Linked DNA regions of Homo sapiens: region 1 is linked to region 2. The links are chromatin contacts, found by Hi-C or POLR2A ChIA-PET in ENCODE. All regions are on one chromosome and are shown on one strand. The core of a region is the stretch at or near the end of the contact, and the rest is flanking DNA. Distances in the headings are between cores, read along the strand shown.

The links. A loop is a pair of places that touch in the nucleus more often than their neighbours do. ChIA-PET counts read pairs that join two places held with the same protein, here RNA polymerase II (POLR2A). Pooled maps may share reads with other maps.
Region 1: POLR2A ChIA-PET joins it to region 2 with 13 read pairs in BJ. The contact joins two enhancer-like sites. A Hi-C loop is called at or near these places in 1 of 50 pooled maps. POLR2A ChIA-PET finds 5 or more read pairs at or near these places in 3 of 52 experiments (BJ, H1 and T-cell).

The regions. Positions count from the first base shown.
Region 1 is chr12:69,551,187-69,556,693 of GRCh38, reverse strand. The region is part of intron 3 of FRS2 (fibroblast growth factor receptor substrate 2); the gene reads right to left. Among named protein-coding and RNA genes, the nearest start is that of MIR3913-2, 31 kb to the left of the region's middle. Within about 2 kb of position 2,678, at least 3 of the 41 ENCODE cell types and tissues checked have a DNase peak (open chromatin) inside an H3K27ac peak, as active enhancers do.
Region 2 is chr12:68,791,966-68,797,381 of GRCh38, reverse strand. No RefSeq gene overlaps it. Among named protein-coding and RNA genes, the nearest start is that of MDM2, 14 kb to the left of the region's middle. Within about 2 kb of position 2,346, at least 2 of the 41 ENCODE cell types and tissues checked have a DNase peak (open chromatin) inside an H3K27ac peak, as active enhancers do.

The DNA of each region.
Region 1 (5,507 bases), core at 1,429-3,928, 760 kb before region 2:
CACTTTTTATATATGATACTTTAACCTAGAACTAAATAAACATTAATGTTGGATAACAGAAAAGTAAGCAAAAGCTGGTCACGATGGCTCACGCCTGTAATCCCAGCACTTTGGCCAAGGCAGGCAGATCACTTGAGGTCAGAAGTTCAAGACCAGTTTGGCCAACACAATGAAACCCCGTCTCTATACAAAAATTAGCCGGGTGCGATGGTACATGCCTGTAGTCCCAGCTACTCAGGGGACTGAGACATGTGAATCGCTTGACCCTGGGAGGTGGAGGCTGCAGTGAGCTGAGATCTCGCCATTGCACTCCAGGCTTGGTAACAGAGTGAGACTTAAAAAAAAAAAGAAAGAAAGAAAGAAAGAAAAGTAAATTAAAAGATATTTTTCAAAACTGAATATAGAAATGTATAAGCACAATTTACTATAAATCTGTATTTCCAAACTCAGTTGGATATGATGTTACTAGACTAATATTAAAAGTCTAAATATGGGCCAGGTGTGCTGGCTTACGCCTGTAATCCCAGTACTTTGGAAGACTGAGGCAGGAGGATTGCTTGAGGCCAGGACTTTGAGACCAGCCTGTGCAACATAGCAGGACATCATCTCTAATTTTTTTTTAAAGTCTAATATTGACTATGTGCACATGAAATGTGTATACCATGTGTACACCGCCCCCCCCCCCGCCACACACACACTGATCAAAAGAAGCTATGCCAAATGCCAAGCAACTATAACCCCCAAAACAAACTGTTTCACAAATAGCTCATTTAAATGTTTCTGCATTTAAATCAACCTAAAATATTGTTAAATATATTCTCAAAGAAAACTAAATTTGCCTATTTATTCTCTACTTCTAGAGCAGTGCACTCAAAATAACTGTTACAATCTAACACACCCGATTCAAGTATCCCACTAATAAAAATGTTTGTTCTGTATAGTCATCCCTTGGTGTATCTGGGTATTGGTTCCAGTGCCTCTGTATGGACCAAAACACGTGCACACTCAAGTGCCACAGTCATCCCTGTGGAATCTGTGTGTATGAAAAGTCAGCCCTTTGTATATGGAAATTTCGCATCCCACAAATACTTTCTGGTTGACAAAATCCATCTATAAGTGGATCCATACGGTTCAAACCCTGTGTTGTTAAAGGGTCAATTGTATATACGTTTTGTAACATTCCCCCTCATGAAATGCCAACAACAAAAAGTTTACCAGAAAAGTTTGCATCCGAGCACATCTATCCCTGTGATTAACTTTTATAGAGCTCTTAAAATAAGTATTGTTCAAAAGCTATTTAATGACAAAGACAAAATGTTCATGATATAAAATTAAGTATAAGAAAAAAGGGCTGGGCACAGTGGCTCATGCCTGTAATCCAGCACTTTGGGAGGCTGAGGCGGGCAGATCACCTAAGGTTAGGAGTTTGAGACCAGCCTGGCCAACATGATGAAACCCCCATCTCTACTAAAAATACAAAAATTAGCCAGGCATGGTGGCACATGCCTGTAATCCCAGCTACTCGGGAGGCTGAGTCAGGAGAATTGTTTGAGCCTGGGAGGCAGAAGTTGCAGTGAGCTGAGATTGCGCCACTGCACTCCAGCCTGGGTGACAGTGAGACTCCGTCTCAAAAAAAAGAAAAACGAAAAAAGGTAAAAAAAAATATTATTAAAAAAAATAAAGCTGGGCTGAGCACGTGGTTCACACCTACAATCCCAGCACTTTAGGAGGCCAAGTAGGGAGGACTGCTTGAGCCCAGGAATTCAAGATCAGCCTGGGCAACTTAGTGAGATCCTGTCTCTACAAAAAAAAAAAAAAAAAGTTAGCTGGGCGTGGTGGCGAATGCCTGTAATCCCAGCTACTGGGGAGGCTGAGGTGAGAGGATCGCTTGAGCCCAGGAGGCCAACAGTGCAGTGAGCTGTGATCATGCCACTGCACTCTAGCCTGGGCAACAGTGTAAGACACTGTCTCAAAACAACAACAAACCACTAAATGCAATATGTATCCCTAGGTTGGATCCTGGAACAGAAAAAGAACATTAGAAAAACAGAAGAAATGTAAATAGTCTGTAGTTTAGTTAATAGTATTGTACTAGTATTAATTTCTTAGTTTTGACAAATATGTCACGGTTATGTAAGATGTTAACATTAGGGGAAGCTAGGTGAAGGGTATATGGGAATCTCTGTACTATCTTTGCAACTTAACATTCTAAAATTATTCTACAAAATTTTATTTTAAAAGTTGCTCTTCACACCCAGTAGCAAACTTGAGAGGATTTGCATTTTTACAAAATAATGTTTTACACCTATTTTTCTCTCCCCTACCTCCACATAAAATACATAAACCCACAAAAAGAGACTAGATGAACACACCCTAAAATGTTAACACTGATTAATTTGGTGGTAGAATGAAAAGGATTTTTTCTTTTTATGTTTTCTAGTGTTTGAATAGCTTTTATAATCAATGAATTATTAACTAAAGAAAATACAAATCAATACTTACTGAAGGGTTCTTTAGAAACAAAAGCTGTAAGTGTCTAAGCAGAGCCCAAAAGCAGACTACATACAAAACACGTTTGGGCAGACTGTGAAGAACACAGTGGCCAAGGGAAACTGCCAGGAGCATTTAAGTAGGGAAACTCTAATGAGTAAATGCTGGAAACCTGCCAACAAGCAGAACTTAACATCTACTCTCAGGTTAAAGTGCCTGAGGCCAACAAGCTATGCTCAAAATTCACATCTTAGGGGAATGAATGTCTTGAAAAGCCCCCAATACTATGAATTCATGGAGACACACAGCCTGGGTTTACTTCAAACATAAATAATGCAGCTGGACACCTGGTATGCAACTGCCCACTGAGAACTCCTAGAGACAGTCTTCAGTACCACAATATGTTCCCAAAGTTTTTCTTCCCTACTTCTTTCCTAACACCTCCCTACCACCTACGCCCATTCCTTAGCCCTAAGGCCTAAAAATGGCACCCTGGTGCCATCTAGCAACATGGGTAGAATTATCTAGGTCTAGAGACCACTGGAATTACAGAATCAAATCCTATTTCAGATGTGTAACAGATGCCTCCCAAAAGTTGTTTTTTTTTTTCCTGATACTTTCAAGGAAAAATACGTTCTAGTAATTCCATTAAGCCATAAGAAGGGAAAATTTAATCAACAATATTCTCCAATCAAAATTTAAAGGTACAATCATATTGTCCCTTAAAGAAAGTGCTAGTGGAATCAGATTACATTTTGATAAGAAATTTCTTCTAAGCTGTAATCAGCGTAACTGACATAGGTTGCAAGCTCCTCCTAAAATAGCTCCAAGTGGGCCAGGCGCAGTGGCTCATGCCTGTAATCCCAGCACTTTGGGAGGCTGAGGCAGGCGGATCATGAGGTGAGCAGTTCGAGACCATCCTGGCTAACACAGTGAAACCCCGTCTCTACTAAAAATACAAAAAATTAGCCGGGCGTGGAGGTGGGCGCCTGTAATCCCAACTACTCGGGAGGCTGAGGCAGGAGAATCTTGTGTACCTGGGAGGCGGAGGTTGCAGTGAGCCGAGATTGTGCCACTGCACTCCAGCCTGGGCAACAGAGTGAGACTGAGACTCCGTCTAAAAACAAAAACAAAAACAAAAACAAAAATAGCTCTAAGTGGCCTGTTCTGAGTTTTGTGTTATTTTTAAAAAATAATTTTTAATTATTTGTTTATGGGTCACTCATTCTCAGCACAAAGTACAGTAAGTCCTAGAACCACCACTTAATAAACATTTATATGCATTCCTTTTTAGTTTACTTTTTTTTTTTTTGAGATGGAGTCTCGCTCTGTCACCCAGGCTGGAGCGCAACAGTGCGATCTTGGCTCACTGCAACCTCTGCCCCCTGGGTTCAAGCAATTCTCCTGCCTCAGCCTCTCAAGTAGCTGGAATTACAGGCATGCGCCACCACGCCCAGCTAAGTTTTGTATTTTTAGTAGAGACAGGGTTGCACTATGTTGTCCAGGCTGGTCTTGAACTCCTGACCTCAGATCTGCCCACCTCAGCCTCCCATAGTTTACTCTTTTGAATCCCTGTGGACTCTGTAATAAGATACCTAGGATTAACTTAATGAACTACAAAATAAGACACTACACTCAGAGGCAAAGGGATCTTGTAAGTTTAAGTACCTGGCCTTTACTTCATGAGTTCTGTAACAGTGATTTTAAGCATCAGAAGCCTTTGTTTCTTACTTTCCAGTTCTTGGTTGTGTTTAAGAAAGTAGAGGCTACCTACCAAAAAAGTGATCCTCAGGTATGGTGGTCACTGTACTGTTATTGTTGTTATTTTGAATATTAATAGACATATATCCTGTTTTTAATCAAAGCTGAGACATGATTTTTTTTTTTTTTTTTTTTTTTTTGAGACGGAGTTTCGCTCTTGTTGCCCAGGCTGGAATGCAATGGCATGATCTTGGCTCACTGCAACCTCCGCCTCCCAGGTTCAAGCAATTCTCCTGCCTCAGCCTCCCGAGTAGCTGGGATTACAGGCATGCACCACCATGCCCGGATAATTTTGTATTTTTAGTAGAGACGGGGTTTCTCCATGTTGAGGCTGGTCTCGAACTCCTGACATCAGGTGATCTGCCCGCCTTGGCCTCCTAAAGTGCTGGGATTACAGGCATGAGCCACCGTGCCCGGCCAGAGATGACTGATTTTAAGACTGATATTTTATATACCACTGAGAAAGAAAAAAAGTCAATTTAACTGTAATATGCCACTAATTGTAAGACACACCCAAATTTTAGTGAATAAAATTGGAAAATGTTTCTTAGGATCCATAAAACATGCCATACAGTCAATGAAAGAACTATCAACACATTACAAATAACAGAAATGAAAAGTTGTTTGGACCATCTTTTCTTTACTCCTTCCCAGATGTTGAAGATAGTTACTATCAAGTGGTAGGATTCCAGAGCATCCACGACTGATGTGATGTTCTTTTGAGCCCTTCTTAAATACTGATCTAAAAAACAATCTCATAATGCAGACTGCTGGGAACTATTTTCCCCATTTTTCAATAGGGAAATGAAGGTGAAGAAATCAATCAAAATTTTACTAGAAGCCAAATTTAGAATGTTCAGTTTTCCTCTCTACCACATTAACAAAGCCAATATGCATCCTTCCTCTAAAGGTTTCATGGTCTGCTTTCCTTCATATTTATCTGGATCTTAATTTAAACATATATCAATCTTCCATGGTGAAGGTAATTCTGAAGAGCCACATTCATAACTACACTTGAGCTCATCCCTCTGAAAACAACTTACAATAACATATAATTACTGGTAGTTGGGTTTGTTTGTTTGTTTGTTTTGAGACAGGGTCTCGCTCCATTGCCCAGGCTGCAGTGTAGTGGGGCGATCAAAGCTCACTGCAGCCTTAACCTCTTGGGCTCAAGTGATCCTCCCGAATCAGCCTCCCAAAGTAGTTAGGACTACAGGCGTATACCACCACACCCAGCTAATTTTTTAAATGTTTTG
Region 2 (5,416 bases), core at 1,097-3,596:
TACAAAAATTAGCCAGGTGTGGTGGCGGGCGCCCGTAATCCCAGCTACTCAAGATTACAAGCATGAGAATCACTTGAACCCAGGAGGTGGAGGTTGCAGTAAGTAGAGATTGTGCCACTGCACTCCACCTTGGGCAACAGAGTGAGACTGTCTCAAAATAATAACAATAATAACTATAATAATAATTATTATTATTATTTAGATTTATTTCTCCTGAAGTCAATTTTGTTTATATTTTTCTAGAAAATTATTTATCACAACTTTCTATTTTTTAGATATGATCTTTTGATGTATGTCTCTACTATGTCTGTAATTATGTTGTCCTTTTCAATCTTATTATGTGTTATTTAATATTAGGGATGTCAGCCAGGCATGGTGGCTTATGCCTGTAATCCCAGCTACTCGGGTGACTGAGGCACGAGAATTGCTTGAACCCAGGAGGCAGAGGTGGCAGTGAGCCGAAATCACACCACTGAATTCCAGCCTGGGTGACAGAGTGAGACTTTGTCTCAAAATAATAATAATAATAGGGATGTGTTCTAATAAGCTAGAGTGAGTGGGTGATCATAGTCCTAATGGAGGCCTATTCCCAGCAATATGAAGAGATATTTATGGCCCAAATACAGTCACGCACCACATAACAACGGTTCAGTCAATGTAGACCACACATACGACAGCGGTCCGGTAAGATTATAATGGAGCTGAAAATTCCTATCACCTGTTGCCATTGTAGCTGTCTTGATACTGTAACGAAAGGCATTACTCATACATTTGTGGTGATGCTGCTGTAAACAAAACTATTGTGCTGCCAGCTGTATAAAAAAATAGCACATACAGCCGGGCGCGGTGGCTTACGCCTGTAATCCCAGCACTTTGGGAGACCGAGGCGGGCGGATCACGATGGTCAGGAGATCAAGACCATCCTGGCTAACACAGTGAAACCCCATCTTTACTAAAAATACAAAAAATTAGCTGGGCGTGGTGGCGGGCACCTGTAGTCCCAGCTACTTGGGAGGCTGAGGCAGGAGAATAGCGTAAACCCAGGAGGCGGAGCTTGCAGTGAGCTGAAATCGTGCCACTGCACTCCAGCCTGGGCGACAGAGCGAGACTCCACCTAAAAAAAAATACAATTATGTGCAGTACACATACTTGATAATGATCATAAGCCACTGTTACCAGCTTATGTATTTACTATACTATTTGTTGTTGTTTTAGAGTGTACTCTTTCTACTTATTTAAAAAAAAAAAAAGAAGGTATTCCAGAAGAAGGCCTTGATATCAATAGGAGATGGCAACTCCGTGAGTGGAATTGCCCATGAGGACGTACCAGTGGGACCAGATGTGGAGATGGAAGACAGTGATACTGGTGATCCTGACCTTGTATAGGCCTAGGTGCGCATTTGTGTTTTAGTTTTTAACAAAAATGTTTAAAAAGAAAAAAAAATAGGCCAGGTGCGGTGGCTCACGCCTGTAATCCAAGCACGTTGGGAGTCCAAGGTGGGTGAATCACCTGAGGTCAGGAGTTCGAGACCAGCCTGGCCAACATGGCGAAACCCCGTCTCTACTAAAAAAAATTAGCTGGGCGTAGTGGCACACACCTGTAATCCCAGCTACTTGGGAGGCTGAGGCAGGAGAATTGCTTGAACCCGGGAGGCGGAGGTTGCAGTGAACGGAGATCACGCCAATACACTCCACCCTGGGCGATAGAGCAAGACTCTGCCTTAAAAATAAATAAATAAATAGAAAAAGCTTATAGAATAAGGATATAAAGGAAGAAAATATTTTTGTACAGCTGTACAGTGTGTTCATGTTTTAAGCTAAGTGTTATTACAAAAAGTTTTAAAAAAATTTTTAAAGCTTATAAAGTAAAAAAGTTGGCCGGGCATGGTGGCTAATGCCTGTATTCCTAGCACTTTGGGAGGCGGAGGCAGGCAGATTGCTTGAGTTTAGGAGATCAAGACCAGCCTAGGCAATATGGCAAAACCCCATCTCTACAAAAAATACAAAAATTAGCTGGGTGTGGTGGCGTGTGCCTGTAATCCCAGCTACTCAGGAGGCCGAGGTGAGAGGTTGGCTTGAGCCCAGGAGGCAGAGGTTTGCAGTGAGCCAAGATAGTGCCACTGCACTCCATCCAGCCTGGGCAACAGAGCCAGACCCTGTCTCAAAAAAAAAAAAAAAAAGTTACAGTAAGCTAAGGCTAATTTATCATTGAAGAAAGAAAAATGTTTTAAATAAATTTAGTGTAGCCTAAGTGTACAGTGTTTCTAAAGTCTACAGTAGTGTACAGTCATGTCCTAGGCCTTCATATTGATTCACCACTCACTCACTGACTCACCGAGAGCAATTTCCAGTCTGCAGGCTCCATTCATGGTAAGTGCATTATATAGGTGTGCCATTTTTATCTCTTATACTGCATTTTTGCTGTACCTTTTCTATGTTTAGATATGTTTAGACACACAGATACTTACGGTTGTGTTACAGTTGCCTACAGTATTCAGTACAGTAACATGCTGTACAGATAGTAGCCTAGAACAATAGGCTACACCACATGTTCCAAATGTGTAGGCTCTACCATCTCAGTTTGTGTAAGTACACCTCTGTCATGTTCACACAACAATGAAATCACCTAAGCACACATTTCTCAGAACATATTCCTGTTTTAAGTGACACATGACTGTACTTACTTTCCTATCCTCCCTTGCGGTTAGGACAGAGGCTGTTACCTAGACTTAAAATTGGGAACAAGTGGTATAAAAGCCAAAATCTAGTAGCTCCATTCCTGGGTGGGGTGCCCGAAGGTAGTTGGGAGTAGCAGCATAGCAGGTCAGAGATACTGGAATAGTCCAAGCTGTGGTGCCCAGGGTCCTGCAGAGGTCAGGATGTCCTCACTGGGCTGCTTTGGGGCATGATTTGAGGAAACAGCTGCACCCAGCCTCCCCTGTACCTGCTCATTTTCCAAGCTGCTACTTCAGCCTTTCCAATGGTTCTTTAAGCCAATATCATTTAACTACATTTTCTCCCTAAAGCATACAAGGTCGGTGTTATGGGTTGAACCATGAACCCCAAAATTCTTATGTTGAAGTCCTAACCCCTCTATCTCAGAATGTGACCATATTTAGGTTGTTACAGATGCAATTAAGATGAAGTCATACTGGAGCAGGGTGGGCCCCTAATCCAGTGTGACTGCTGTCCATATAAAAGGGGGAAATTTGGATCCAGAGACACACACAGTGGGAGAACAGTATGTGGGGATTGGAGTTATGTTGCACAAATCCAAGGAAATACCAAAAGCTAGGAGAGCGACCTGAAATAGATCCATCCCTAGAGGCTTCAGATCAACCATGGCTCTGCCGACATTTTAATTTCAGACCTGGCCTCCAGAACTGGAAATAATAAACTCTGTTGTTCTGAGCCACATGGTTTACAGCACTTTATTAGCACAGCCTTAGCAAACAAATACAGTTGATTTCTGCTACTTACCACTGAGGATCATGGCTGGTATTATTTTGTACTGAGTAAATAATTATGAGACAACCCAGAACTTGGCAAATCTGACAGCTCAGGCAGAGATGGGTGCTTTAAATGACAGGTCGGCATGGTCTTCAAATTCTCACAAAAGTAGTCCTGCCTTGCAGGCCTGTCGAGCAGTCTTTGGTAGCATTCAAGTCCTCCTCCCAAGGCAAGTTGGAGTGGTTCGATGCTCAGTAGGTTCCTTAGGTGGGTGGGAGAATCCCAGCCCTTGAGCCTGCAGCCTCTTCCTGGCCACTCCCTTTTCCTGGTGGCTGAGGTGTTTGGAACTCTCTGTCCACCACAACTAGCTCAAGATGTCTTGGCTGTTGGTCTTCAAAGTGGTTAAAAAGACACTGCGCCTCCTCCCTGATGAGGATCTGCCTCACAGTCATATGGCTCTTTAATTTTTTCTCCTGTGGCTAGATCTAGAAGGCAACTGCCACCTAATCTCTGGCAGTCCCCAAAACAGGTCACTGTAACACTTGCTTTATTAAAAAAATGCCATGATAGTCTTTGTTTCTTTATTCTAAGCCAACACTGTCACTTACGTAGGTTATGTCAGATGTTTGGGGTCAATCTGTTCCCTAGAACCCAAAGTCAATGGCAGAAAGTTAAGCCAAAGAAGCACAAATGACCCATCTTGCAGTGCATGCCTGGCTGAGGATAGCTCAGGAGAGTACTCATGGGCTGAGAGTTTTAGCAACATAGTACATTTACCCTCATTGGCTGAAGCAAACAGTACAGCTGCCTTACCAGCTCTAATTGGTCGTGACCATAGGTGGCACTATGAACAAGATTGTAAGAGATTATTATATACAATGTGGGGGTTACACATTTAACTCACTCCAACTCAGAGAGGCAGATAGAAAAGTAGCACTTTAATTTTGCCTATAAGTATTCCTGAGGCTGTACCTGCAGTGTAATAGGAAAACTAATTAAATGTCCAATATTATTTAGATCTGGTTGGATCTGTTTATTTAATCAGCAATTTAGGCAATGTCTCTTAAATAGAAATGTCAGTCTTTTTTTTTTAGATTTCCCTGACCCTCTGCTTTTCTAAGTCAGTATCCTAGTATTTTAGCGGGGAGGGATATCCTGGCCATGTGCTGTTCTGTCAATTCTGCTCCCATCTGCTGCTTTCCAGCCCCAAGTCTTTTGCCCACCTTTTTACTCTCCATTCTGTTAGCCTCTGATGCTGCAGCCCGGAGGTTCAAGCCCAGTCCCCAGTAATAAAGTCTAATCCTGTTTGGCTTGCTCTGTGAGTACGTTGGTTTCAGCACCTGCTCACTGCTTAGATTTTTGGGCTCCCTTTTCATTCCTGGTACAAAAATTATCGTGCTCTCTCTCTCTCTTTTTTTTTTACCTTTTTATTTTATTTTATTTTATTTGGATGTAGAGATGGGGTCTCACTATGTTGCCCAGGCAGGTCTTAAACTCCTGGGCTCAAGCGATCCTCCCACCTCAACCTCCCAAGTAACTGAGGCCAGGCAGGAGCCACTGCAGCCCACTCCATAGCACATTTATATACAGGAAGTATTAATATATAAAAATGAGAATTAGGCCAGGTGCAGTGGCTTGCACCTGTCATCCCAGCACTTTGGTAGGCTGAGGTGGAAGGATTGCTGGAGCCCAGGAGTTCAAGATCAGCCTGGGCAACATAGGGAGATGCCATCCCTACAAAAATAAAAAAATTAGCCAGGCATGGTGGTGCATGTGTGTGGTCCCAGCTACTCAGGAGGCTGAGATGGGAGGATCACTTGAGCCTGGGAGGCCGAGGCTGCAATGAGCTATGACCTCACCACTGTATTCCAGCCTGGGTGAGAGAGCCAGATCCTGTCTCAAAAAAACAGGGAGTAGGGCAATTAAATAGTAAGAATTTGATCATGATTGTCTAGCATAGGAATAA